Linked DNA regions of Homo sapiens: region 2 is linked to region 1. Evidence: read pairs that join two places in POLR2A ChIA-PET (ENCODE). Cell type or tissue: Panc1. All regions are shown on one strand. Links, peaks and the distances in the headings refer to the core of each region. The heading gives the core; the rest is flanking DNA.

The links. Peaks named below come from ENCODE experiments on the same cell type or tissue, not always from the same donor. Only the 100,000 strongest peaks of a DNase experiment are listed, where the experiment ranks them.
Region 2: POLR2A ChIA-PET joins it to region 1 with 13 read pairs; 4 of 35 experiments call an interaction of 5 or more read pairs at or near these places.

What each region holds. Positions count from the first base shown.
Region 1 is chr10:119,493,098-119,496,002 of GRCh38, reverse strand. No RefSeq gene overlaps it. Among named protein-coding and RNA genes, the nearest start is that of RGS10, 48 kb to the left of the region's middle. In Panc1, for the core only: no CTCF peak of the experiment used is centred there; a DNase peak (open chromatin) is centred at 1,212.
Region 2 is chr10:119,559,294-119,562,198 of GRCh38, reverse strand. No RefSeq gene overlaps it. Among named protein-coding and RNA genes, the nearest start is that of RGS10, 18 kb to the right of the region's middle. In Panc1, for the core only: no CTCF peak of the experiment used is centred there; no DNase peak of the experiment used is centred there.

The sequences.
Region 1 (2,905 bases), core at 197-2,696:
CTGGGAGGCAGAGGTTGCAGTGAGCTGAGATTGTGGCACTGCACCCAGTCTGGGCCACAGAGCGAGACTCCATTTGAAAAAAAAAAAGACATGCTTGATACAGCCATCTGCAGGGGTCTCAGACTCCCAGCCAGCAGGCCATAGATGCGTTTTGCTGTTTCATGGGGTGTAAGTTTTAAATCTTTTTGCAAATGCCTGAAGCAGAGCATGATTGTAATCTCTAGTTGGCTGCAGGCCCCACCATTCCCTATTGCCTTACAGCAGGCCACTCCCATATTTGTGTTATCTGCTGGCTCCATATTTTGTACTCTGATTTCTAGTTCCCATGTGCAGAGAGCACAGCCTGGGTGGCCTTGTCTTCTGTGACTTTGCAGTCATTCATTATACCTCCAAATCCACTCTGCTTACCTGCTGGCTTTCTGAGAGTAAGTTGCACACCATGTCTAACCGTGGTCCTCCACTGCCCCGCCTTCTCAATTGCAGAACTCCCCTCTGAGGTGTGAGGGGAACCACATCACACTTGTGGAACCCCTTTCCAAGTGCTTCTTTCCCATCGCGTCATCGCAAACCCTTAAAAAGTGGGGGGACAGCTATTCCTCCTGTTTTAGAGATGGGAACACCAAAATGGATGACGTGGCTCACATGAGCACATGCTTGTGAGTGGCAGAGTCTGGGACAGGAGCCAAACCTTCTGTCTCCTACCCAGCTCCCTTTTTGGTCCATCCTCTGCCTGGACAGGGCCTTCGGGAAGTCCAGGGCTGGAGTGAACATTGGCCTTTTGGGAAAGATGCTCATCCACTCACACAACAGATATTTAATGTGCACCTATTACATCCAGGCCAAATACTAGACACAGGAATGTAGGGGGATGAAAGAATGAGGCATTAACCCTGCCCTTGGAGAGCAATTGGCTAGGAGAGGACATGAAGTCTGCACCAACAACTGCCATCAGAAAGAAAGTGACCAGCCCCTGGGAGAGGGACTGATGGGACATGCCTGGGTGGTTGGGCTCATCTCTTCAGTTTACGAGCGGGGTTGTTTTGCCTTTCCCATAAATATCAGGATGTTAAGTTTCATGTTGACACTGGCAGTGAAGTGATTCTTTCAAACAATGTGAGCATGAGTGCTCTGTTCTTCAGGGAATAAGCTTTTTATTTCAGTTTTAAGTGAACTCCAGATAGCAAAGTGACAGTCAGTTAGCTAAGTTCCCCTCATGACTTGCTAATGAGGACACGTGTCCTTTTGTGTGTGATAGAGTTAAGGGCTGATTAATTGGTACCCAACTCTCAGGCCATGGCTCTGAATTTGGGAGGATGCTTTGTTTACAATCTTTGCAAACTACTCATGACTCACATTCTGTCATTATTTACTTTCATTTTGGCTGCAGATGTTCTAGAACTTGCATTTATTTAAGTGCTAAATAGTCTTGTAACATTAGCTTCCAGGGTTTTAAAAACTCTTTTCTTCACAAGGTTAGTTGCGTCCAATGCAGTGAGTACTGTAAAAAGTCTGGTGCCCAGGCAGGGAGGGAAGAAACTTCACACACAGCTGGAGCCAGGGGTAGAATCACTGTGTTGAAATGGTCCCTAAACCTTGGGCAGAGCCCAGGGCTCCCCTTGGATTGCCACAGACACTACAAGCTTTGCAAGTCCAAAATTGACCAGGTCTCTGAGTGAGAATCAGGGGCTTGAGCAACTTCGCACTTGCAAGGGAGGGTCTCAGGGTGAGGGTCTTGCACGGGTGCCCTGTGCTGCATGCTTGTTTAGAGGAGCCCTTTTCCTGATTCCCACAAGGCCACTGGGTAGGGGCAGCTGGAAGTGGCCTGAGAGTCTCCTCTGTCCTGCACTTCGACATCTGATCATCAGAAAGTCCTCTAGATTCTTCTCCAAAATATAGCTTCACCGTGTCCATGCCTGCCATCTCCATGGCCACGGGCCCTGACCAGGTCACCTCATCTCTTGCCCAGAGGCTCCTCCTCCTAGCTGGTCTGTCCTCCTCACGCCACACCCCTGCTCCTCATCTTCATCTAGTATCCTTCTTTTTTTTTTTTTAAGAGACATGGTCTCACTCTGTTGCCCAGGCTGGAGGGCAGTGGTGTGATCATAGCTCACTGCAGCCTCAAACCCCTGGGCTCCAGTGATCCTCCCACCTCAGCCTCCTGAGTAGCTGGTGCTATAGGCACACACCACCACACCTGGCTAATTTGTTATATATATGTGTGTGTGTGTGTGTGTGTGTGTGTGTGTATGTGTGTGTGTATATAATATATATATATATATATATATTTTTTTTTTTTTTTGTATAGATGGGGGTCTCCCTATGTTGCCCAGGCTGGTCTTGAACTCCTCACCCTAAGCGATCCTCCAGCCTTGGCCTCCTAGAGTGCCGGGATTACAGGTGTGAGCCATCGCGTCTGGCCTAGTATCCAGTTTTTTAAAAGAACAAACCTGGTCATGCTGCTCACTCTTCTTAAGCCCCTTTTGTGTCTTTTTCTTGTTCTCAACATCAAAATTCAGATCATAACCAAGGCCCGGGACATGTAGCTCAGTCCCACCTCACCCTCCATCCTCCACGACTGGCCCTTCCCAGCCTCACAGGCCTGAAGCCGACCGGAAGCAAGGCAGGATGTTGCTTCCCGCAGCCTTTGCGTGGGCCACGGCCAATGCGCAGAGTGGCTTCCTCCAGACCCTGGTGTGGCCGGCTCCTTCTCATCCTTCAGGTCTCAGGCTGTGTGTTAGCTCCTGAGGAGGGGACCGAACCCCTCGAGGCAGCCCCTTCCCCCTCATTCACAGCCTGCCACCCCAGGGCTGCCCATTGCTCATGGCCAATCCATGCCTTTGTCATAAAAACACAGATTGGAGGCCGGGCGCAGTGGCTCATTCCTGTAATCCCAGCATTTTAGGAG
Region 2 (2,905 bases), core at 243-2,742, 66 kb before region 1:
ACTAACAGACACTGGACTTAAGGGAGTTCAGAATGAGTCAAGAAATGAGCCATTCAAATGTGACTGCAGTTATTGCCTTTATCACAGGTGGGATTCTTCTTCTTCTTTTTTTTTTTTTTTTTTTTTGAAGTGGGGTCCCACTCTGTTGCCCAGGCTGGAGTGCAGTGGCATGATCTCGGCTTACTGCAACCTCTGCCTCCCAGGCTCAGGTGATCCTTCCACCTCAGCCTCTTGAGTAGGTGGGACTACAGGCGCATGCCACCATGTCAGGCTATTTTTTTTTTTTGTATTTTTGGTAGAGACCGGGTTTCACCATGTTGCCCAGCCTTGTCTTGAACTCCGGAGCTCAAGCGATCCACCTGCCTCAGCCTCCCAAAGTGCTGGGATTACAGGTGTGAGCCACTGGGCCCAGCCAGGATCCTTCTAAGAATGCTAGAATGGATAATTATGATACAGAGCCAACTTAGCCATAAACCTTATTTTGTACTATTCTTTCTTGCTGGTAATTTTTATGCAATAGGTTGAGAAAGCTACTCTATGCTAGGATAGACTACATCAGTAATTCTGATAACATATGATGAATTCTGTAATGTCTTCTTGAATCTTTTCCTTTCTTGATACCAGTAATTTATAAGGAATCTGTGTAGTTTGAATGTATTTGAATGACTTCAATGTACTTTAGCTCTACCAATTTGACCCAAAGAAATACCAATAGATCTTAAGTATTCCTGGGTTTTAGAAGCCTGTTGTCAGTGAAATGATGAAACTCAACATTAGAAACTTGACACAGAGTAACTTGTGGGGAAGGAATGCAAAAAGAAAAAAAAAATTGGGTAGTTTGGCTGGAGCGTAATAATTAGGGCAGATAATTGGTTTTCCAAAATTTGAATTGTGGCTGGGAGCCATGGCTCACTCGTGTAATCCTAACAGTTTAAGAGGCCGAGATAAGCCAGGTGCTGTGGCTCACACCTGTAGTCCCAGCACTTTGGGAGGCCAAGGCTGGCAGATCACCTGAGGACAGGAGTTCGAGACCAGCCTGGCCAACATGGTGAAACCCTGTTTCTACTAAAAATACAAATATTATAGCCAGGTGTAGTGGCGGGCACTTGTAGTCCCAGCTACTTGGGAGGCTGAGTCAGGAGAATTGCTTGAACCCGGGAGACGGAGGTTGCAGTGAGCTGAGATCATGCCACTGCACTCCAGTCTAGGTGACAGAGCAAGATTCTGTCTCAAAAAAAAAAAAAAAAAAGAGGCCTATGTGGGAGGATCACTTGAGCCCAGGCGTTCGAGACCAATATAGCAAGACCTCATCTCTACAAAAAATAAATTAAGCCAGGTGCGGTGGCTCACGCCTGTAATCCCAGCACTTTGGGAGGCTGAGGTGGGCAGATCACCTGAGGTCGGGAGTTCAAGACCAGCCTGACCAACATGGAGAAACACCCTCTCTACTAAAAATACAAAAATTAGCTGGGCATGATGGCTCACACCTGTAGTCCCAGCTACTCGGGAGGCTGAGGCAGGAGAATTGCTTGAACCTGGGAGGCAGAGGTTGCGGTGAGCTGAGATCGCACCATTGTACTCCAGCCTGGGCAACAACAGCGAAACTCAGTCTCAAAAATAAAATAAAAGTCCCTCTCCCTCTCCCCCTCTCCCCCTCCCCCCTCCCCTCTCCCTCCACCTCCCCCTCCCCCTCTCTTTCCACGGTCTCCCTCTCCCTCTCTTTCCACGGTCTCCCTCTCCCTCTCTTTCCATGGTCTCCCTCTCCCTCTCTTTCCACGGTCTCCCTCTGATGCCCAGCCCAAGCTGGACTGTACTGCCGCCATCTCGGCTCACTGCAACCTCCCTGCCTGATTCTCCTGCCTCAGCCTGCCCAGTGCCTGCGACTGCAGGCGCGCGCCACCACGCCTGACTGGTTTTCGTATTTTTTTGGTGGAGACGGGGTTTCGCTGTGTTGGCCGGGCTGGTCTCCAGCTCCTAACCGCGAGTGATCTGCCAGCCTCGGCCTCCCGAGGTGCTGGGATTGCAGACGGAGTCTCGTTCACTCAGTGCTCAATGTTGCCCAGGCTGGAGTGCAGTGGCGTGATCTCGGCTCGCTACAACCTCCACCTCTCAGCCGCCTGCCTTGGCCTCCCAAAGTGCTGAGATTGCAGCCTCTGCCCGGCCTCCACCCTGTCTGGGAAGTGAGGAGCGTCTCTGCCTGGCCGCCCATTGTCTGGGATGCGAGGAGCCCCTCTGCCCGGCCGCCCAGTCTGGGAAATGAGGAGCCTCTTCCCGGCCGCCATCCCATCTAGGAAGTGAGGAGCGTCTCTGCCTGGCCGCCCATCGTCTGGGATGTGGGGAGCCCCTCTGCCCGGCCGCCCAGTCTGGGAAGTGAGGAGCGCCTCTTCCCGGCCGCCATCCCGTCTAGGAAGTGAGGAGCGTCTCTGCCCAGCCGCCATCGTCTGAGATGTGGGGAGCGCCTCTGCCCCGCCGCCCCGTCTGGGAGGTGAGGAGCGTCTCTGCCCGGCCGCCCCGTCTGAGAAGTGAGGAGCCCCTCTGCCCAGCAGCCGCCCCGTCTGGGAAGTGAGGAGCGTCTCTGCCCGGCAGCTGCCCCGTCTGGGAAGTGAGGAGCATCTCCGCCTGGCAGCCGCCCCGTCCGGGAGGTGGGGGGCAGCCCCCGCCCAGCCAGCCGCCCCGTCCGGGAGGTGGGGGGCGCCTCTGCCCGGCCACCCCTTCTGGGAAGTGAGGAGCCCCTCTGCCCGGCCGCCACCCCGTCTGGGAGGTGTACCCAACAGCTCATTGAGAATGGGCCATGATGACGATGGCGGTTTTGTCGAGTAGAAAAGGGGGAAATGTGGGGAAAGAGAGAAATCAGATTGTTGCTGTGTCTGTGTAGAAAGAAGTAGACGTAGGAGACTCCATTTTG